2 separate regions of the Homo sapiens genome follow, and region 1 is linked to region 2. A link is an interaction called in ENCODE POLR2A ChIA-PET data of the cell type or tissue named here. Cell type or tissue: CD4-positive, alpha-beta T cell. All regions are shown on one strand. Each heading gives the region's core, and the rest is flanking DNA. Links, peaks and the distances in the headings are about the cores only.

Region 1 (14,984 bases), core at 6,985-14,984, 88 kb after region 2:
TCCTTCTCTACCATCTGGCCATGAACTTGGCACCCATCCTGACCCATGTGAGGAATGGCGCCCTGACACATTCCTGCATTTTTCTGCTTTAGTGGCTAGAATATCATTCTTCTTCCTCTGGACCCACTTTCACAGTGGGTTGGTCACTGAGTCCATGGTGCAGATCTGTATAAGAGTTGAATTCTAGGGGATAAACAACCTATTTTGTAGGATCTTCCTTTTTTTTTTGAGTCAGGTTCTCACTGTGTCATCCAGGCTGGAGTGCAGTGGCACTATCATGGCTCACTGCAGCCTCAACTTCCCAGGCTCAGGAGATTCTCCCACTTCTGCCTCCTGAGTAGCTGAGGTGACAGGTGCTTGTCACCATGCCTGGCTAACTTTCCTTTTCTTTTCTTTTTTCTTTTTGGAGTCTCCCTCCGTTGCCCAGGCTGGAGTGCAGTGGCGCGATCTCAGCTCACTGCAACCTCTGCTTCCCAGGTTCAAGCTATTCTCCTGCCTCAGCCTCCCGCTAGCTAACTTTTTCTTTCTGTTTTTTTGTTTGTTTGTTTGTTTTGTTTTGTTTTTAGAGACAGAGTCTTGCTCTGTCGCTCAGGCTGGAATGCAGTGGTGTGATCTTGGCTCACTGCTACTTTCACCTCCCAGGTTCAACTGATTCTCCTGCCTCAGCCTCCTGAGTAGCTGAGACTGCAGGTGTGCCACTGTTCCTGGCTAATGTTTGGATGTAGCTTTAGTAGAGATGGGGTTTCTCCATGTTGACGAGGCTGGTCTCAAATTCTTGACCTCAAGTGATCCACCTGCCTCAGCCTCCCAAAGAGCTGGGATTACAGGCATGAGCCACTGTGCCTGGCCTCATTTTGTAGGATTTTAAGGATGACTCATGGCTTGGTAAAGTGGGATGCCTGGCATCTTACTGAATCAATGGTACCTGCAATGATGGTGATGCTATTGCTGATGAGGATGATATTGTGCTGATGGTGATGAGCCCAGCGTGAACTGGCCCAAGACACACTTCCCACTGGTGTACTAAAAGCTTTGCATATATTGTCTCAGTCCTCGGGGCATTGTTGTTGTCTCTTTCCAAATGGGGAAACCAAGGCTGAGAGAGGTTGAGTAACTTGTCCAAGGGCATACAGCTTCTTAACCACTATAACATTCTCTCCAGCCAGCCATCTTGGCTGCTCTTAAATGATCCATATCCAATATTTCAGGCAAGAAGGCTACAGGAAGATGAATGTTGTGTAGGTAGAATGAGTTTCTGGTGACTACAGATATAAGTCACCTAAGCGTCTCTTGATCCACTAGATAGGAATGGTGATGATGAGTTCATTGACTTTAATATTCTGGAGGCCATTTTAAAGGAAAATCTAAAAAAAAAATTTTTTTTTTCCAGAATCAGACTGGATCTCTGCCACTTTTCCCTTCCTACCTCTTAACTTGCAGGAAACAATGTGTCTCTTCCGACAGTGTCTCCAGTGTTCACAGAATCAACTGAAGTTTTGTTTGCTCATCTAGATATACTGGTCTTCCATTAGTTCCTAGTAGCAGCAATGGGGCCAACAGCCCTGCCTCTGTTCCCTCCCAGTTAGCTTACAGTGCTACAGGACCATGATTTCTGGGGTTGGATTGGTGCTGCCCCAGGACACACTCCAGTTGCCGTACCAGTGGCACTTCTCTGGGTTCTTCACATGGCACCATCATCCAGAATACTCCCCCAGATAAAGCAACTTCGGGAGTAGTGTTTCAGAGAAGGACTCATGATTTCCAGGAGTCAAAAGCCCTCAGTCCACCAACAGAACTATGCCAGTTGGTCTTCGTCTCCAAGATAAAAGATGAGGTCAGGGATGGGCATGGTGCATAACTCTGAGCCCTGAGTGAGAGAACTGAGGCAGCTGCAACTTCACAAGGTCAAGGCCCGACCTCCGCCCATCCCCACCAGCCCAAAGACTTGCCACCTCAGTGCCCGAGCATCCTCTGGTGACCTCCCTCACCAGCCCAACTTAATCTCACCAGTGAAAACAGAGGTGAGGCGAGAGTACCCAGCCTGAAGATGCTTCTTCTATCAGCCTGCAGAAATGTTACACTTTCCCTTCAGGCATCCATTAATAAAAGAAATTGCCATGCTTACTGCCAGGAGGAGGAGCCTGATTTGGAGGGATAATGGGAAAGGAGGGTTGTGGGGAGACAGTTATCCTGAGTACCCCTCACTAAGAAAGCTCCAGGCTGGGCGCAGTGGCTCATGCATGTAATCCCAGCACTTTGGGAGGTTGAGGCAGGCAGATCACCCAAGGTCAGGAGATCAAGACCAGCTTGGCAAACATGGCGAAACCCCGTCTCTACTAAAAATACAAAAATTAGCCAGGCATGGTGGCGGGCATGGTAGCTAGTAGTCCTAGCTACTCAGGAAGCTGAGACAGGAGAATCGCTTGAACCTGGGAGGCAGAGGTTGCAGTGAGCTGAGATCGCGCCACTGCACTCCAGCCTGGGCAACAGAGTGAGACTCCGTCTAAAAAAAAAAGCTCCAAATACATTAAAAATAGGAAGCTTTGAAGACTTTCTTGGGACAAATGGTCTACAGTAAGCCCTGCCCTCCTTGCTAGGAGCCCAGAGCCTGACGTGGACGTTGCCCTGTCTGGGCAACTGACTCCACCAACTCTGCCCAGCACAGGGCCTGGCTAGACCGCAGGCATAACATCTTTCCTTATCTGCCAGCTCACTCTCTGCCCTTTCCAGGAATGTGATCCATTTTTGCTTCACTCACTCTTCCTGAGTCTGATCCCTGGTGAGACCTTTGGGGCATATGAGGCAGAGGTGGAAGAAGTAAGTTCTGAAGACAAGTGCTTGCTTCACAGTGTTGACCTGGCTTTGCCTTATGGATTTCCAATAGAACGAATTTCTGGCCTCAAGAATGTCAGGGGAACCTGGGATGCTTGAAGCCCACAGTACCCTTCAGGCAAAAGACCTTAATTATCCAAGATATTGAATGGAGACATTAGACTCAAATCATTTGTGTCCAGCTCTGAAACACACATATGTACACGTCATCCCCATGTCAGCCTGGTTTTCAAGGATCCCGGGATAGCGTTCTTTTCTTTTTAGTAAATAGTCAAGGCCCACCTGGATGGCAAAAGAAGCCAAGGCCTGGTTATCCCAGCAGACAAGTAAAAGCTTAATTGCCATCTCAACCTCCACAAGCCCATTCCTGACGCCATTCGGAAGGCTCAAAACAGACTGATGTGAGGCCACTTTTCCCATTGTTCTCATCAGGTTGTCAGAGATCATAGCCTGGCCCAAGCAAAAGATGTAAGACTTGCTGAAAAGGGGCTTCCTGGAATCTCTACATCTCTCCCCTTTTCTTCCTGGTCACGAGTTCCAGCCAGTCGAGATTCCTGAGCTGATAAAAAGGAAGTATCTTAATAAGACGATGCCAGAATTATTTGGCTGTCTGTGGGACATGTGGTGCCAGCACCTTTGCTCCTAGAGACAGGACATGCAATCTGTGCAGTTGCACAGGGTCCTGCACTTAGAAGAGCCCTGTATTTGCCACCATATTGAAATTCTGAATCATTTTTGAACAAGGAACTCTGCGTTTTCATTTTTTAGTGGACCTGCCAAATTTTGTAGCACATCCTGTCTAGAGGCTTTAACAGCTCAAGGTTATCCAACGAGAAGGCACAATATCAGGCTGCCTTCCCAGCCCCACCCACCTCCTGTCTGTTCACTCATAGGGCTGTGCAGAGCACAGTGCTTCTGTGAGACAGAAAAATGCTGTGGCAGTTCCTGCTCCCAAAGAGTGTGCAGTGGAGGAAGGCGGGTCCACAGATAACTAGCCTGAGTTAAGTGCCACTAAAAAAGAGTGTCAGTAGACGAGAAGGAAACACCCTCACACCTAGCTGGGAGGACCAAGTCCACTTCATTGGAGGAGGTGATATTTGAGGTGGCAGGAAAAGACAAATAGGATTTTATTATTTTTATTTTTTAAGATGGAGTGTCATTCTGTCGCCAGGGTGGAGTGCAGTGGCATGATCTCAGCTCACTGCAACCTCTGCCTCCTGGGTTCAAGCTATTCTCCTGCCTCAGCCTCCTGAGTAGCTGGGATTACAGGCGCCCGCCACCATGCCCAGCTAATTTTTGTATTTTTAGTAGAGACAGTTTTCACCATGTTGGCCAGGATGGTCTCGATTTCTTGACTTTGTGATCCTCCCACCTCAGCCTCCCAAAGTGCTGGGATTACAGGCGTGAGCCACCGCACCAGGCTGATAAATAGGATTTTAAAAGGTGGATATAAGATATGGACTGAGGTATAGAGGCCTGGAAGAAACTAAAAACCCTGAACATGATCAAGAGGTAAGGTCTAGGCTGGGCGTGGTGGCTCACGCTTGTAATCCCAGTACTTTGGGAGGCCGAGGTGGGTGAATCACCTGAGGTCAGGAGTTTGAGACCAGCTTGGCCAACATGGCAAAACCCCATCTCTACAAAAAATACAAAAATTAGCCAAGTGTGGTGGCACGCGCCTGTAATCCCAGCTACTCGGGAGGCTTAGGCAGGAGAATTGCTTGAACCCAGGAGACAGAGTTGGCAGTGATCCAAGATCATGCTGCTGCACTCCAGCCAGGGCAACAAGAGTGAAACTCCGTCTCAAAACAAAAACAAAAACAAAAACAAAAAAGTAAGGTCTAGTCCAGTTTGGCTGGATCAGAAAGGAAATTGGGAGATGAAGATGGAAAGATAGATTAAGAGACCATATTGGAAACCCAGTGACCCTTTGTTTATATTGCCATTATTGCACTCCTCATGATAATGAATTTGTGCAGCTGTCTGTCCACTGGAATGTACCATGTCTCTACATCTTTATATTCTCTGCTTTTAGTTTAGTACCTAGGACATAATAGGAATTCAGTAAATATTTGCTGAATGAATAAATATTGCAGAGGATCTAAACTGTTATCCTGGGTAGTGTTTACCTAATTCAGCAGGCAGTGGGAAACTGCTGAAGGTTTTTGAGTAGGAGATTTTATTTAGTGTTAGGAAGATGAATCTAGTAGTAGATGGTGGAGTGGCTTGGCAAGGGGAGGGACCCAAAGGTGGGAGAGGGCTTGGGAGTCTCATACAGTGGTCCAGGATTCAAGCCCTTGCAGCCTCTATCAGGATGGCTGGCTGGGGGAGAGAAAAGGAGGCAGATATACCTCAATAAGCTGGAAGAAAAAAAAAGAGGCAAGTGAGAAAAATATCGTAGAGCTGGGACTTAGCAGCTGACTGTGTGGCAGAGGATAAAGGAACAATAAAGAAGGCTTCAAAGGAACTGAGTCCGCTGAAAGAAATTGGGAACATTAGGAGAAGGAGCTTTGGGAGGATAGAGATCAAGGTATCTGTTCATAAAGCAGTTGGATGAACTCCTGTCCCCAGACAGATTTATGAAAGCAACACTGAAGGAAAAGTTTCCAAGTGCAAAAGTGACGTTTCTGAAGACCAAGTTGTTAAAAATAGCCATCTTGGATGGGGCAGGTTCTCTCATCTCCAGGCTCAGAGATATCTGGGCAATTGTAAAGACCTGTGGTTCTCCCTAGACTTTATTAGTCACTTTGGAGCAAGGGGGAGGTAAACTTGGATTTAAAAAGCTCTGCCTGGCCGAGCGCAGTGGCTCACACCTGTAATCCCAGCACTTTGGGAAGTCGAGGCAGGCGGATCACCTGAGGTTGGGAGTTCGAGACCAGCCTGACCAATATGGAGACACCCCATCTCTACTAAAAATACAAACTTAGCCGGGTGTGATGGCAGGCACCTGTAATCCCAGCTACTCGGGAGGCTGAGGCAGGAGAATCGCTTGAGGCAGAGGTTGCGGTGAGCCAAGATCGCGCCATTGCCCTCCAGCCTGGGCAACAAGAGTGAAACTCCATCTCAAAATAAATAAATAAATAAATAAATAAATAAATAAATAAATAAATAACTTAAATAAAATAAAAATAAAAAGCTGTGCCAGGGAGTTCTGATGCTTAGTCAGGTTTGGGAACCACTTGCCTGGCTTACCCCACACTGGATTAGGCCGCCTCAGACAGCATGGGTAACTCTTACTAGCCTTAAAAGGGTGACTTCAGGCCGAGTGTGTGGCTCACACCTGTAATTCCAGCACTTTGGGAGACTGAGGTGGGAGGATGCTCAAGGAGTTTGAGACTAGCTTAGGCAACATAGAGACTCCGTCTCTACCAAACAACAACAGCAACAAAATTTGCCAGGCATGGTGTTGCACACCTATAGTCCCAGCTACTCGGGAGACTGAGGTGGGAGGATTGCTTGAGCTCAGGAGGCTGAGGCTACAGTGAGCTATGATTGTGCCACTGCACTCCAGCCTGGGTGACAGAGGGAGACCCTGTTTTAAAAAAAAGTGAGTTTAGATTCCAGCTTTCCTTCCACCCTGGCAGAGAGTGTAAGCAAGGCAGACCGGCAGCTGTTGTAGGCTCCCTCCCCACACTCATCCTGTATGATTACATGAACTGAATGTAATCATTCACAACCCTTGCCTTTACAGCTGGCATGTCACTTAGCTTAATTACAGCATGCAGTGGTATTTCAATTCGAGGAATCTAAAAAAGCAATAAAATGAGTTTTGCAAATTGTTAGGAAGGCAATGAAGACCTTGAAACTGCAATTTACTAAGCATTGCTTTCAATTATTTTGCATTCTCCAGCCATGACTGTAAGTTATTCACTAGCAGCCTGGAAAGCCAAGCAGGTAGTGTGTCATGTGGAGGGGATTTCATGTCTTCTGAATGCACACTGTGCTGGGGAGGTGGCTGGAGGTTCTGGGAGTTGCCTTGGCTATGGGAGGGGATGTGATTATTCTGAGCACATGTTCTTCCCATCAGGCACCTGATAATCATGTTTCCTCCAAGACTCTCCTCCAAGACTCTCCAACCGTGGGCTCTGGCTGGTGTGGGGTGACCTTCAGCAAGGGGCTCCCTTCCCCTTTACTCCCGCTATCTACTACTGTCCTCAGAAAGCATGAGGAAAGAAGTGTGGAAAGCAAAGCAAGTCCTTTAAAGATCTAGGGTTAGTGCCTGTTTTTTCTGGCTCTCTGTCTCATTTCTTTTCCTGGCGTACTTCCTGATTCATCTTAGTCCTTGAGTATGTACTTCTTGGGGAGCCATTTGAAAGGGAAAGTCTGTGGCCTCTTTTCACCACCCTGCTTTCTCAAGCATAGGAGTCTTGTGACAATGATAATAAAATAGGACCCCATCCATCTGAGAAAGGGGAAGCAGCAGCAGCAGGAAGTCTCAGCCAGCATGATAAGCAGGAGCAGAATGCCAGCTGCCTTAGCAGCCATGCCAGGCGGGAGAGCAAACACCTAAATCCTGTTGGCAAAGCCAGCAAGACACCATCACGCTGTGGCCAAAGCAAACAGGAGCTGAGACAGGCCCACTGTAATGGATTCTCACTTCCTCCTGGATCTGGCAGAGGGTGAGACTAAGCCAGCTGAACCCACGTGACAGGGCATCAAGTAGCCATGGGGATGCTCATACCCATCCCTGGGCTGGGCCCAAGCTGGACCCTTGCCTTCTTTGCCACGGTCTCTTTTCTTTTCTTTTTTTCTCTTTTCCTTTCTTCCTCATTCTTTCTTTTTTTTTTTACGGGGTCTTGCTTTGTCACCCAGGCTGGAGTGCAGTGTCTAGATCATGGTTCACTGCAGCATTGACCTCCTGGGCTCAGTGATCCTCCCAACTCTCCCCACTGAGGAGCTGGGACTACAGGCATGCACCACCATGTCTGGCTAATTTTATTTTATTTTATTTTATTTTATTTTATTTTATTTTATTTTATTTTTAAGATATAGAGTCTCACTATGTTGCTGAGGCTGGTCTCAAACTCCTGGTCTCAAGGGATCTTCCTGCCTCAGCCTCCTAAAGCGCTAGTATTACAGGCATGATCCAAGCCACCTTGCCTGGCCCCACAGTCTCCTTTCAATTTGGTCCAGGCCAAGGAAAGGCTGATAATGAAAAACCATCGTCACATATATTATGTGGTTGATTCTTCACAGCAGTTCTGTGAGATCAATATTATCCTCATCTTATAGATGTGAACACTGAGGCTTGGGGATATCAAGGACACAGAGCCAGGCCTTAGTCTCAGGCCTCTGACTCAGTGTCTGCTGCCGATCTCATTTCCTCCACCCTTCCACCTCTCCACCCCAAACTCTCCATGTCAATTCCCACAGTCCCTTCATGGGCTGAGCTCCCACAGTCTAAATGGGACTTGAGTTCTTTTTTTTCCATTTCGTAGTTGAGAAGCAAAGACTCCAGAGTGGGGGTGGGGCTGGGGGTATTTTTTGTTTCTAAACCAGAAAACAGCTAGTTGACGTACTTGATTCTGTCTACCACACCCACCAACATGACTGGAGGTCCAGTGAGAAGTATATGTTTACAAATATTTTCAATCACTTTTCTATATCAGCAGCATCCCCCTCTGTTATTAAAACGTGAAAGATCTGAATCAAGACCTCTTGTTTTTAATGCCATAATTTGGTTGTGCTTGGACATAGCCTGAATAGACCCCCTTATGACCTGAAGCTTCTTGGTGTCTCTAGGGCCCAATGTACCATGGAAATTCATATCCCTCACCACCTAGTTTGGAAATTTATATTTATTAATGGAGAAATGCACAGTAGCTATATTCATATCTAAATGAAAGACTGGGCTTCTATTGAGAGAAGAAAAAGCGCTGTTGGATAGGACATTCCCTTCTGGTTCTCCATTTCCCAGCCGATTTGCTGATTATTGAAATGATTTCTCAATCGCTCTGTTGGAAGGGAAAGGACCGGAGAAGGAAAGAGGAACCGTTTATTGGGCTCAGAGCCAATTCACCGGTTCTTTCTTTTTTTTTTTTTTTTCCCCCTGGCCTTTTCATTTGCTCTGCTTCTAGGGACCCTAAAGGAAAATACCATTCAACAGAAGGGGCCGTGGAAACTGTAGGTAGATGGCGTGATTGGAATATCTCCTCCATTCCCCCATATCTGAAGTGGGTAGTTATAGGGCAGGTGGGGATTCTGCAGGAGAGAGCCAGGCCTGCGTGCGTGAGGCTGGCTTGGAGGTCCTGTTGGAGAAGGCGCGCTCGGGAAGGTTCTTCCTAGCGAATTTGCCTGAAATTGGAGATTAGGACGCCCAGAGAGGAAAACCATGCCCCGCCCACAGCCCAGTCCCGAGTTCTTGAGCCCCGAGCTCCTTGGCGGAAAAAGACCCCGGGTCGACGAGAAAAGTGCTTCCCCGACGCTGAGCCTTGCAGGCGGGGCTCACGCCCAGGCGCCGCCTACGCGCACCCTCCGCCGGAGGGCATCCCGGCTCCAGCGCAGAGCCCGAACCCGCACCGTGCCGCATGCAACGCAGGGCCAAAGGGCTTCGCTCCAGAGGGGTCGGAGAGAAATCCAGCAGAGGCTGGAAGAAGCAGGACCGGGGGTCTCAGTAGAAATGCTCAGGGCAGGGCTAGACCAGCCCGTTCCCTCTCGCTGTTCTGCTGGTTTTGCCCAAGCGGCTCCGGCTCTGAAGCCCCAAAGCCTCAGAGGTGAATTCGGTTCCAGAAGGAGCGTGGAATGGGGTTCCTCCGGTTCGGGCGTGTACGCGACATTGTTAACGTAGCGCGTATTATGTGCCAAGCACTGGGGCAAAGCGCTTTTACAAGCTTTATTATCCCCCAAACCACTTTATGAGGGGGATACGAGCCCCATTTACAGATGAGGAAACTGAACCCGAGAGAGTGTAAACCAGTATGTGTCCCAAGCAAGACTGGACGGGGCCGGTGACTCCACGGCCAAGCGAGATCTCTGTAGCCCTTCCCCGACCACAGTAGTTTGAACTTGAACTGCAGACACGGAATTCTAGTGTGGAGATCAGTGTGAAGCCACGGAGGGGAACAGCGCTTCGGGTTCCAGCGTGGTCACTTTCATTCCGTCACTGTTCCCATTAGGACTCCAGAGAAAGACTGGGAGGGAATGGTGGTTACGCCAATTTTACAGTGTAGGAAACAGGTTTATGTGCAGGTCATAGCTACTGCAGAGACAAGAGCCCATCCCGGGAAGGTCTTCTGATGTCCCAAACCCAGGAAGAGCTTTCAGCCAGGGCGTTCATCCTGAATTTTTCATGTGCCACGTAAATGGGGTGCTGAAACAGGCCCTGAGGAGTGTTGCTGCCACGGCACCTGGCCCTCCACAGAGCCCTTAGGTTTCCTGGTGTGGAGGACCACTGTGTGAACGACGAAAGGGAACTGAACTCTCCCTTCTTCCCTTCCTCCCTTCCTTCTTTGCTTCCTTCCTTCTGCTCACCGGCTGTGGAGAAGAGTGGGCTTGGGTGATTTTCCTGTGATTCACTTCCCAGTCATCCTAGTCACTCGGCTGAGACAGGGCAGAGGCCAAGTGTCCGAGGGTTTTTTTCTGGGACACGCGCAGTTTGGCCTTGGCAAAAATCCGAGAGGAAGATGAGGCAGGCGGGACATTATTTTGGTCACTAAGCACGGGGCTCTGCAGCGCTGGGCTCGCCACTGCATTGATTTAATTCCAGCATCAACTCTGCAGTTATTTTACCTATAAGGAGACTGTGTTCAGGGAGATGGAGACCGTTGCTTGGGCCTGAAGCTGCTGGGGAATGGGACTGGGGTCTAAGCCAGGTCTATGTAACCTCATAGCTTTGCCCTGCTCTGCCGGTGGCCCAAGAATGGAAATAAGAGTCAAAACAGCCTCCCTGCACACCAGCAACATTAAAAATGACAGCCACGAGATTCTTTCTTCTTTTTTTTATTTTCTTTTCGATGAGAGTCTCACTACATTGCCTAGGCTAGAACTCCTGGCCTCAATCGATGCTCCCACTTCCATCTACCAAAACGTCAGGATTACAGGCATAAGTAACCAAGCTCAGTCCAGTAACCATTTTCTTAAGGTTCAGTGACAAAGTCCCTCCCCAAGGAGTATGGATTTCCACTCTTGTGCTAGGGAAAGTTGAAGTATGTGCCTCTAACCCTTCACAGATGCCCACTTTCCCTTCAGAGAAACGTCCTTCAGGTGATTCTTAACAAACTGGAATCTGGAAGCTGTGCCCTCCAGCTTCCCCCGCCACCCAGCCCTTCCAGCTTCCCCGTCGTTTCCACAGTCGCATTCCCGAGGTCCGCGTGAGCCGTTCTTTAGCCAGACAGAAACTACGCCCCATGTGATTGATGCTTCTGCCTTGGCCTCAAGTAGGCAACGTGGCTGCCCGCTTGGAAGACCGCCCTGGTTTCCTGGCAGGAGAGAGGATTTCAGAGGTCTCCTCCACTCAGAATCCCTCCTTCCCCCTTCCCTCTCCCTGCCGCCCGCTCCTTTCTAGTCCCAACAGTTTCCAAAGCGCAGAGGATGTTTACCTGGACGGCCTGAGGTCACAAGCCTGATTCACCGCAGGCAGGCCCCCGAGCCTGCCCCCACCCGGCACCCCGGCTCTGCCAGGGCGAGGAGATCACGCTTGGAAACCCCACCCTGCCGGGCCAAGAAACACCCCCGCCACTCCCTAGACTCCCAGGCATCCCTACCGCGCCTAGGCCCTTCCTCCCAAAGGCGCTGGCCAGGCCCAGATGCGGGAAACCGTGGGAGAACCCGGAGGGGGCCCTGGGCGCTCTTCCCACCCGCCCCCCGTCCCATAACTGCCCCTCGCTGCCAAAGATTGAGGGTCGGGCTGAAGAGAGGGTAATGAGCTCCATTTCACCTCCGATTCATTTTAAAACTCGCGTGAACCAACCTGGGGCATTCCCTGACGAATGAACGGTTTTGGGTTTACTCCCAAACCGGGCTGAGAGACTCTCCTTCAGGCTTGGTGATGGAGGCCATAAGGCAGAGACAACTTGCTCCGTTTCATCAGCCAGGAGTTGGAAGTTCAGGGGATTTCCAAGTGAATCTCAGGATGAAGGGACGTTTGTCTTCTCCCTGTGTCCTCTAAGGATGTTCCCCTTCCCTTCAGAACCCTGAGGGGGTTAATGTTTCACCAGTCACTCCCTTCCTCCCTCTCCTGTCACCTGGGGGCTCCAAGACACACCCCAGCCCCTAACCCAGCCACTACCTTGTCCCAGGTTGGGTCAGTGAGGCGGGCTGTCCCCCAGGCAGCCCCTCCTCACCTGCACCGTCCCAGCCCCGGCTGGCGTCTGCCTGAGCTTGTTGCCTCGGCCCCCACCTGACCCCAACACACTGATAAGACCTCAGACTGCCAAACATCGTTAACTTCTTTGCCTTTCTAGACTTCTCAGCCTGTCCTTTTCCCGACCCCAGTCTGCAGGGTCGCCTGGAGGTGCGTCTGTGCTTTCCTAGGCAGTGGACTCCACCACACCACTGTTGTCTTTCGCCATACACTCCTCCACCCCAGCCCCCACCCTTCCTTCAGGCTTCTCGACTGCAGCAAACTTTCTGTGACACCCAGGTGGTCTAACAGTGTCCTCTCACCCTCTACCCCACCACAACTCACTTGCCTGCCTGGACACTGACTGCCTCAGAAGAGCTCCAGGAAACAGTAAAACTAAACAGAAAGAAAGGGGACATTGAGGACAGGTGCAGTGGCACCCACCAGGGCGGGCAGAAGGTCAACATGATTTCAGAAATTGAAGCTTAAAATCCTTCCCCGCTCTACCCTGAATATGAGGGGAAGAGGGAAGAACTGAGTTGTCCACTCAGACTGTTACTATTAAAACATATTCTCAGCTTCTTATTTCCCTTTGCTTTTAAAGATCTTGCCCACAAATGGGATCAGACTGATAGGAGACAGCATCTACACTGAAACAACCAGTTGATGAGAAGCATCAGGATGATTTTGGTTTCCCCCTGGTATCATGGAGTGTAGACAAAGCCCATGTGAGTTAAGGCCCCAGGTTTGCAGCCCATCTGTTCAGGGTGGAGGGAGCTGCCATTAGAAATCCGGTCTGTCTTGCTGCAGCTGCTTGCTTCGGGCACCCCCACTGCCACCACCGTGCAACACTAGCTCCACCCTTAGATTCTTCCCCAGCTCTTTCCCCACACTCTGGAAGACAAGCTGCAGACAGAGAAGCAGAGTGGAAGCATGGGGAATGGCATCCATGCACACCCAAGGGCACTGGTACCTGCAAAGGAGGGTGGAAATGTCTGCTGTGGAGATGGGAGCTCTTCCTTCCTGGAAGGACCACCTCCCTTTCTAGACAGGAGCAGACATCTTAAGCACAAGTGTTCAGTTTACACTAACTCAGGCAATTGTTTGGACAAATCATTTTCTCACCTGAAATAACCTGATAATGGGACCAAAAAGTTAAATGTTGTTCAGTCAGAAATAAGATAAAGCCCCTCAGGCCATAGCTGGCAGAAGTCTTTTGGCAAAATAATAATAATAAATCATTATCTGAATAATTTTTTTGTTTTTGTTTTTTGAGACAGACTCACTGTGTCATCCAGGCTGGAGTGCAGTGGGTGCTCACAGATGTGATCATAGCTCTGCAGCCTCCACCTCCTGGGTTTGAGCAATCCTCCCACCTCAGCCTCCCAAGTGGCTGGACTACATGCATGTGCCATCACCCCAGCTAATATTTTTTGTTTTGTTAGTCAGGCTGGTCTTAACTCCTGGCTTCAAGTGATCCTTCAGCCTCGGCCTCCCAAAGTGCTAGGATTACAGGCGTGAGCCACCGCACCAGGCCATAAATGATTTTTAAATAAAAACTTAAAAATTCAATTTACCAAATCCTGTACCCCATGTCCAATAATTCTGAGGGGGTAAAATTTAATAACAAAACATTGGGGGAAAGTCTACCTCTATTTCAAACTTTAAACGCTGTGGTGAGGCATTTGAGGCTGACTGAAGTCCCTTCCATCTTGGAAGCTGCTGGCAAGTTCCTAGACACAGAGCATGCTCAGGAAATGTGAGTGATTTCCTCTCCTGCATTAGGTAGACCAGGCTCGGAGCCATGGAACTCTGTAAGGCCGACTTCTCTCTTTGCCTTTCCTCTAAAAATCTGCCTTCATTTTTTGGCCGTTTCTTGTCTGTGCTCCAGGTAGGATAAATGGGCACAAACCATTCTGTCTTCCAAGTAATTCGTGGAAGTGGCTGGAATGCGGGATTGAGGCATAAACCCCGGCAAAATGCTGGCGATGGCGCCTTTTCACACCAGGGGAAATTCGGTGCGATTGAAAGGGCTGCTTTTGCGACCAAGACTGGTAATGCGGAGCCCCCACCTGGAGACTTTGGGGCGATTGGCTGAGCGCGGGGGTCCGGAGAAAGATGCGGTGCTTCTCCAGAGCACGAGAGTAGCCTCTGCGGCCCCTAGAATCGATCCCTTCGACCCCTGGCTTTCCTACCTGGCCCCCAACTCCTGCCCCGCCAGCCCTCCAGACCCAGCCTAGTCCTTACTGTCCCACTCCTAAGCAGCCGCCTGTCCTCCAAGGAACATACATAAGCTCATGGCGATCACTAGGTCCCAGGAGCTGGGAATGGGGACCAGCTGCTTTCTCTTAGTTCACTGGGAACTGGAGGCCAAGGCAATCGACACCCCTCTGCCTGACCGACACCCCTCTGCTTGGGAGGAAGGGGTAATGTCAACAAGCCAGGTGCCTGGAGGGGCTACAGCTTAGACCCTAGCTTACTTTCCTTCTAGTGGTTTTCCGTGAGGCTCAGGCATGGGAGGCTGATGACCTGCGGAGGGGAGTTTGCCCTAGGCTGAGGCTTAGAGCGAAAGAGGCTGCCGGGGGTCGGGGTGGGGATGCGAGGACTGAGGTCTTTGTTCTGCAGTGATCCAGCCTTTGCCATCCCGGCCCAATGTGGAACTTTTCCGTGTCTTCTAACCTTAAAGAGAGTCAGAGATGGCGAAGAAATGATTAAGAAACAAAACAAACCTCTCCTCATTTTTTTCAATAAGGTCGGAATTCCGTAAGAGAAAAAAATCTAAGCTGACAATAGTCGACATTCGGCATCCCCTCCATTTTGTCCTCCATCTCTAGGAAAAATTGTCTGGAAAATTCCAATAAGTATAGACGGA
Region 2 (8,000 bases), core at 1-8,000:
TCTTTCTTTTCTTTTCTTTTTTTTTTTTTTTTGAGATGGAGTCTCGCTCTGTTGCCCAGGCTGGAGTGCAATGGCATGATCTTGGCTCACTGCAACCTCCGCCTCCTGGGTTCAAGGGATTCTCTTGCCTCAGCCTCCCAAGTAGCTGGGATTACAGGCATGTGCCACCACGCCTGGCTAATTTTGTATTTTTAGTAGAGACAGGGTTTCTCCATGTTGGTCCGGCTGGTCTTGAACTCCCTAGCTCAGGTGATCCACCTGCCTCGGCCTCTTAAAGTGCTGGGATTACAGGCATGAGCCACAGCACCTGGCCCACTGTGAGGATTTAATTAGGCAATACACACACACACACACACACACACACACACACACACACACACACACACACAGTGAGGATTTAATTAGGCAATACACACACACACACACACACACACACACACCCTCAACATAGGCCTAGCATAGTGTGTCCTCAGGGTAGGTATTCAAGTCAATAGCTTTATGGACAAGGGACATTAGAAGCCCTTCTTCAGATTAACGATTATTTCTTTATTGGGGTATGGTAATACCTCTGAAATGTATGAAGCATTCCAAATATAGATACATCTTTAAAAAAAATTTTTTTTTTGAGATGGAGTCTTGCTCTGTTGCCCAGGCTGGAGTGCAGTGGCATAATCTTGGCTCACTGCAACCTCTGCCTCTTGGGTTCAAGCAATTCTCCTGCCTCAGCCTCCTGAGTAGCTGGGACTACAGGTGGGTGCCACCACGCCTGGCTAATTTTTGTATTTTTAGTAGAGATGGGGTTTCACCATGTTCGCCAGGCTGGTCTTGAACTCCTGACCTTAAGTGATCCATCTGCCTTGGCCTCCCTCCTGGGATTACAGGCGTGAGCCACCGCACCTGGACAAAATATTTTTAAACACTTGTTTTTAAAAGGCCCCAGATTGGCCGGGCGCGGTAGCTCACGCCTGTAATCCCAGCACTTTGGGAGGCTGAGGTGGGTGCATCATCTGAGGTCAGAAGTTCCAGACCAGCCTGGCCAACGTGATGAAACCCTGTCTCTACTAAAAATACAAAAATTAGCTGCGCATGGTGGTGGGTCCCTGTCATCCCAGCTACTCGGGAGGCTGAGACAGGAAATCGCTTGAACTGGGGAGGCGGGGTGCCTGTAATCTCAGCTACCTGGGAGGCTGAGGCAGGAGAATCGCTTGAACCAGGGAGGCAGAGGTTGCAGTGAGCCAAGATCGCGCCATTGCACTCCAGCCTGGGTGACAAGAGCAAAACTCCATCTTAAAAAAAGAAAAACGCCCAAGATTTTCATATGATATATGGTGAAGTCTTTACTGGTGGTTGCTAAGCGCTTGGGGGAATACAACCAGTCTAAGCAAAATAGAAATATAACGATGTTCCAAAAAGAAAAAAAAAAGACGTTATAAACTACGTTTTAAAGTCTGGTAAGTAATTTTTGAATCATTCTCTTTTTCATGATCTGTACCTGCATTAACCAATGATAGCCACTAGCCACATGAAGCTATTTAAACTTTAATTAACATTAAGTAAAATTTAAAATCCAGTTACTCAGGCCGGGTGCGGTGGCTCACACCTGTAATCCCAGCACTTTGGGAGGCCGAGGCAGGCGGATTACCTGAGGTGGGGAGTTCGAGACCAGCCTGACCAGCATGGAGAAACCCTATCTCTACTAAAAATACAAAATTAGCCAGGCGTGGTGGCACATGCCTGTAATCCCAGCTACTCGGGAGGCTGAGGCAGGAGAATCGCTTGAACCTGGGAGGCGGAGGTTGCGGTGAGCCGAGATTGCGCCATTGCACTCCAGCCTGGGCAACAGAACGAAACTCTGTCTCTAAATAAATAAATTAAATTAAATTAAATCCAGTTACTTAGTCACACTAACCACATTTCAAGTGCTTAACAGCCACATGTGGCTAGTAGCAGCTGTACTAGACAGTGAAGCTACAGCTCCATTGCAGAAAACTCTTACCAGGCAATGTGACCTATACGCTTTGCTACATATGAGGAAGAAAAACAACTACCATCTTCTTTCTAAGACAGAAAACACTCTGGTGGGTTGGCACGCCTTTTAGTCTGATGATTCAACACCTTGCAGTCTCAACAGCTGTCATGATACTTGCCAGTGTCCTGCTGGTTGGCCACAATCCCTATCTCCAAACACCAGTCTTGTTACCTCCAGCTTCCGTTGCTCATCAATAAGCTTGATGTTCCAAACAATTATGGAAAAGGAATTCAATGAAGGATATAAATAAGCAACAGCTCCTTCACAGTGCAGTTGAGAATGGTGTCTGATTTCAGGATGAATAGCACTGGCAAATAGGCACATGACATACTGAGGTGTCAAACCAAAGGTCACTGACGTTGGGAGTTGGCAGTGTAAATTAATTAAATTTGACCTTTATTTCTTGTCTCTGGAAATAAGAAGATTTGTCATTATGGTGTATGTGAGATGTATAAGAGGGAAAGACACGGATGGGAGGGCAAAGGGGACATAGAGAGTAAGCTAATTAAAATTTAAAAATACCATTCTGTACTTGAACTGACGGGGTGATCAGACACTGGAAGAGGTCACTAAGAGAGCTCATAAACTTTCAGTCCTTGGAAATCATTATAAAGTAGTCAGACGCACTTATTCAGGAATAAACTTTTTGGATACAGGATGTCAATATCCTCAATATCCTTTCCAGATTTGAGGTATTTGTATCAAAACAAACTAAACATCATACCAAGTAAGGAAGTAATGTTTAGTCTCAGAAATGACATATGAGGTCAGCCATCTCAGTCAAGTCATACATAAATATTTCAAAATAGGATCATGTAAAAAGCATTTAATTTGGGAGGCTGAGGCGGGCAGATCACAAGGTCAGGAATTCAAGACCAGCCTGACCAACATGGTGAAACCTGGTTTCTTCTAAAAATACAAAAATTAGCAGGGTGTGGTGGCATTCGCCTATAATCCCAGCTACTCTGGAGGCTGAGGCAGGAGAATCGCTTGAACCTGGGAGGTGGGGGTTGCAGTGAGCCGAGATTGCACCACTGTACTTCAGCCTGGGCAATGAGACTCCGTCTCAAAGAAAAAAAAAAAAAGAAAGAAATCAGTTAGGCATTGTTCTGCATACCTGTAGTCCCAGCTACTGAAAAGGCTGAGGTGGGAGGATCACTGAGCCTGGGAGGAGGTTGAGGCTGCAGTGAACTACACTCCACTCTGAGAGACAGAGCAAGACTCTATCTCAACAACAAGAAGCAAGTATTTATATTTGGTTTTTGACAGCATAATAAGGACAGGCGTGGTGGGTCACGCCTGTAATTCCAGCACTTTGGGAGGCTGAGGCAGGCAGATCACCTGAGATCAGGAGTTTGAGACCAGCCTGGCCAACATGGTGAAACCTCGTCTTTACTAAAAATACAAAAATTAGCCAGATGTGGTGGCAGCTACCTGTAATCTCAGCTACTCGGGATGCTGAGGCAGGAGAACTGCTTGAACCCGGGAGGTGGAGGTAGCAGTGAGACAAATCGTGCCATTGCACTCCAGCCTAGGTGACAGAGCAAGACTCTATTTCAAAAAAAAAAAAAAAAAAAGAAAAGAAAAAAGCAAAAAAAAAAGCATAACAAAATTTGAGGATTATATGATTTGCCATCTTATTTTAGCTTGACACTGAAATGAAAATTTGAGTCCCACAGCACACATTAATGTGTGAAGAGAGAAGTGCTGTGGAGCTTGGCTAGAATTTAAAAACTGCCAACACATATTATACAAAATGCTTATAATACACAGAGAGTCACACAGTTAGGTAACTAAGAATCACCTCTAGTTCCTGATCACTTGGTACTGAATTAACCACTTACTCTAAAGATGCCAATCCAATCCTTTCGACGAGGGATGAAATGCTGGGTGAAGGTATAATGACATGTGACGTCCCCTCCAGGGATGTAGAACTTCTCCACACTGTTAAAGATGACCTGAGAGAAATGACAGTGATCCAGCAAGACAGCTGATGTGGGGGGATCTTTGATGGTCTCCTCCATGGTAGGGGTCCTGTTATGAAATGTGGAACAGAGTAAGGCTCAGAAAGCATTGTCTGAAATGTTGGTGATTTCTGGGCTTTCATCCAGGGAACATTCTGTGCAAAGCAAGTCAGGAAAAGCAAAATCCTGACAAATACTGAGATTACACAACTTGCTTTCTGTTTCACTTCGAGCCATCTCAGTCACAACTTCCTATGCTACGAGAATTTTCTGACAATATCTTTAACTTCTTCACCACAGGCACCACAACCCTCACATGAACAGAGGCTTATAGCTACTTTAGTTCCCCTTTCTCTAAATGACTTAAATAAGCAAGGCAGCCTAGATAAAATAGCCTGAGCTGGGAACTGTTAAATTCTAGATTTTTCATCCCAACAAGCCCTATGACTTTAGGAAAGTCCATCTCTCTGGATTTCATCTTCTATATTCAATCCCATTTATCCTATAATTATCAGGACCTTCCATACATAAGATACTCTGCTAGGACCTGGGGATGGGAATGAGAGAAAATTATTTGACATGCAGTAGTGACAAGCATGGGTTCTAAATTAGAATGGTGGCGTTCAAATTCCAGCTTCACCACCTATTAAATTTGTGGCATTGGGCAATTTATATAATCTGCTGGCTCTGTGCCTGTTTCCTTATCTGTAAATTGGGGCTAAAAATAACATCTACCCCATTTAGTTTTTTGTGAGGCATAAGTGAAATAATGTAAGATGTCCAGCCCTTAAATCAGTGTCTGCCATTGTAGGCACTTCACACAAAGTTGATGCATGTTGAATGACAAAGTACTTAGCACAGAGTCTGCATAAAGGGTTTAAGAGACGTTAGTTATAGTTAGTTATATAGTTATTACTGTTGTAGTTGTGGGTTTTTTTTTCCTGGTACAACCTTAAAAAGGGTCCCAATCCAATAGAGAGGATAGAGGAGTATACAAATGACTGCCAAATGAATCGAATAAGAAGTGCAAAATGCTCTCGGGTTCAAAACAGGGAGAGATGCAACTGGTTAGGAAAATAAAGAAAACTTCAAGGAATGAGAAGAATCTTAGATTAGCCCTCAAAGAGGATTAGGATTTCGACAAGTGAGTTTTTGAGTGAGGGCATTCTAGGTGAAGGAAACAGCATGAGTAACAACAAAGAAACAGAAAAATGCAACCCACATTTGGAAGACAGCAAACAAGTTTGGATCCCTAGCTATAAATGGGGATAATACACTGTGTTTCACCTTTCTAGGTTATAGTACAGATAAAATGTGATCAAGAATAGGAAAGTTGTGGCTGGGCACAGTGGCTCACACCTGTAATCCCAGCACTTTGGAAGGCAGAGGCGGGTGGATCTTTTGAGTCCAGGAGTTCATGACCAACCTGGGCAACATGGCAAAACCCCATCTCTACAGAAAACTACAAAAATTAGCTGGGCGTGGTGGTGCTCACCTGCAGTCCCAGCTACTCGGGAAGCTGAGATGGGAAGATGGCTTGAGCCTGGGAGGTCTAGGCTGCAGCGAGCCAAGATTGTGCCACTGCACCCCAGCCTGGGCAACAGAGCAAGCCCCTGCCTCAAAACAATAACAATGACAACAACAACAACAACGAAATAGGAAACTAGGGTAGTGCATGCCTGTAGTCCTAGCTGTTCAGGAGGCTGAGGTGAGAGGATTGCTTGAGCCAGGAGTTCAAGTCCAGCCTGGGCAATATAGTGAGACTGTCTCTATTAAAACAAACAAGCAAAAAAAGCCAGGCATGGTGGCTCACACCTGTAATCCCAGCACTTTGGGAAGCTGAGGCAGGTGGATCACCTGAGGTTAGGAATTCGAGACCAGCTTGACCAAGATGGAGAAACCCCATCTTTACTAAAAATACAAAATTAGCTGGGCGTGGTGGCACATGCCTGCAATCCCAGCTACTTGGGAGGCTGAGGCAGGAAAATTGCTTGAACCTGGGAGCGGAGGTCTCAGTGAGCCAAGATCATGCCACTGCACTCTAGCCTGGGCAAGAAGAGTGAAACTCCGTTTAAAAAAAAAAAAAAAAAAAAAAAAGCAAAGCAAAGCAAAGAAAAAAGGCCGGGCACTGTGGCTTACACCTGTAATCTCAACACTTTGGGAGGCTGAGGCAGGTGGATCACCTGAGGTCAGGAGTTCGAGACCAATCTGGCCAACATTGTGAAACCCTGTCTCTACTAAAAATACGAAAATTACCCGGGCACGATGGCAGGCACCTGTAATCCCAGCTACTCAGGAGGCTGAGGCAGGAGAACCGCTTGAACCCAGGAGGCAGAGGTTGCAGTGAGCCAAGATCATGCCACTGCACTCCAGCCTGGGGGACAGAGTGAGACTGTCAAAAAAAAAAAAAAAAAGAGAAACCATTTTGGAGTCAAAAACAGTACATAAAGGAAACAAAGTGGGCCGGGCACAGTGGCTCATGCCTGTAATCCCAGCACTTTGGGAGGCAGAGGTGGGTGGATCATGATGTCAGGAGATTGAGACCATCCTGGCTAACATGGTGAAACCCCGTCTCTACTAAAAACACAAAAAATTAGCCGGGCGTGGTGGCGGGTGCCTGTAGTCCCAGCTACTCAGGAGGCTGAGGCAGGAGAATGGCAGGAACCCGGGAGGCCGAGTTTGCAGTGAGCCAAGATTGCCAGATTGCGCCACTGCACTCCAGCCTGGGACACAGAGTGAGACTCCGTCTCAAAAAAAAAAAAGAAACAAAGTGATTTTAATTGTTGACACCTAATACTTCCTGCCCCTTAAACAAATCACATGCACTGTTTTCTAAATGACTAGCTGGTCTAACATTTAGTGAGTCCGTAATTCTCAATTTAGGGTTTTACTAGGACATGAAAAAAATATTTCAGTTGTACACAGAAGATGAAGAAAGAGCTATACACATGCAAATACTATATAATATCTTACAAATTCAGCTATTGGTATATGCTGGAAGATTGTGTACACATACAGGCACACATGTAATTGTTATATATATATATATTTTTTAAGACAGAGTCTCGCTTTGTCCCCCAGGCTGGAGTGCAGTGGCGCGATCTCGGCTCACTGCAACCTCTGCCTCCCAGGTTCATGCCATTCTCCTGCCTCGGCCTCCCGAGTAGCTGGCACTACAGACGCCTGCCACCATGCCCGGCCAGTTTTTTGAATTTTTAGTAGACACAGGGTTTCACCGTGTTAGAAAGGATGGTCTCGATCTCCTAACCTCGTGATGAGCCCACCTCGGCCTCCCAAAGTGCTAGGATTACAGACATTAAGGGAGGAGACCACCCCTCATGTTGTCTTATGCCCAATTTCTGTCTCCAAAGAAAAAAAAAGTAAAAACTAAAAGGCAGAAATGAAATCCACAAGCAGACAGCCCGGCGCCACACCCTGGGCCTGGTAGTTAAAGATCGACCCCTGACCTAATTGGTTATGTTATCTATAGATTACAGACATTGTATAGAAAAGCACTGTGAAAATCCCTATCCTGTTTTGTGACGATCTAATTACCGACACATGCAGCCCCCAGTCATGTACCCCCTGCTTGCTCAATTGATCACGACCCTCTCACGCATACCCCCTTAGAGTTGTTAGCCCTTAAAAGGGACAGGAATTGCTCACTCGGGGAGCTCAGCTCTTGAGACAGGAGTCTTGCTGATGCCCCCGGCCTAATAAACCCCATCCTTCGTTAACTCGGTGTCTGAGGAGTTTTGTCTGTGGCTCTTCCTGCTTCAATGTAAGCCACCGCGCCCGGCTGGCACACATATAATTTTTAAAAATAAATAAGTACAATAACCAAAAAAACAAGACCTCCCAAACAACCATAATACTTATTCTAGCCCCATCCTATCTATTTACTGGTTTTACTTTGAAGTCTAAGCAACCAGGCCTGCTCTTCCAACTCCCCAGAAGTCAGTTTTTTCATAAAGAAGGCAACAGGACTTTGGAGCACTAAACTGTCT

The links. Peaks named below come from ENCODE experiments on the same cell type or tissue, not always from the same donor. Only the 100,000 strongest peaks of a DNase experiment are listed, where the experiment ranks them.
Region 1: POLR2A ChIA-PET joins it to region 2 with 5 read pairs; 5 of 35 experiments call an interaction of 5 or more read pairs at or near these places.

Annotation. Positions count from the first base shown.
Region 1 is chr17:48,749,380-48,764,363 of GRCh38, reverse strand. It overlaps LOC105371812 (a long non-coding RNA gene), which reads right to left and starts at 11,936. Exons shown (of 2, transcript XR_007065830.1): 1 at 11,741-11,936; 2 at 9,650-11,249. It overlaps TTLL6 (tubulin tyrosine ligase like 6), which reads left to right. Exons shown (of 16, transcript NM_001130918.3): 16 at 1,391-2,130. RefSeq lists enhancers at 9,788-10,777, 10,830-11,747. In CD4-positive, alpha-beta T cell, for the core only: no CTCF peak of the experiment used is centred there; no DNase peak of the experiment used is centred there; H3K27me3 peaks cover 7,880 bases.
Region 2 is chr17:48,837,761-48,845,760 of GRCh38, reverse strand. It overlaps CALCOCO2 (calcium binding and coiled-coil domain 2), which reads right to left. Exons shown (of 13, transcript NM_005831.5): 2 at 3,874-4,063. The coding sequence starts at 4,053. Among named protein-coding and RNA genes, the nearest start is that of CALCOCO2, 11 kb to the right of the region's middle. RefSeq lists an enhancer at 3,932-4,121. In CD4-positive, alpha-beta T cell, for the core only: no CTCF peak of the experiment used is centred there; a DNase peak (open chromatin) is centred at 4,270; H3K4me3 peaks cover 1,464 bases; H3K27ac peaks cover 1,396 bases.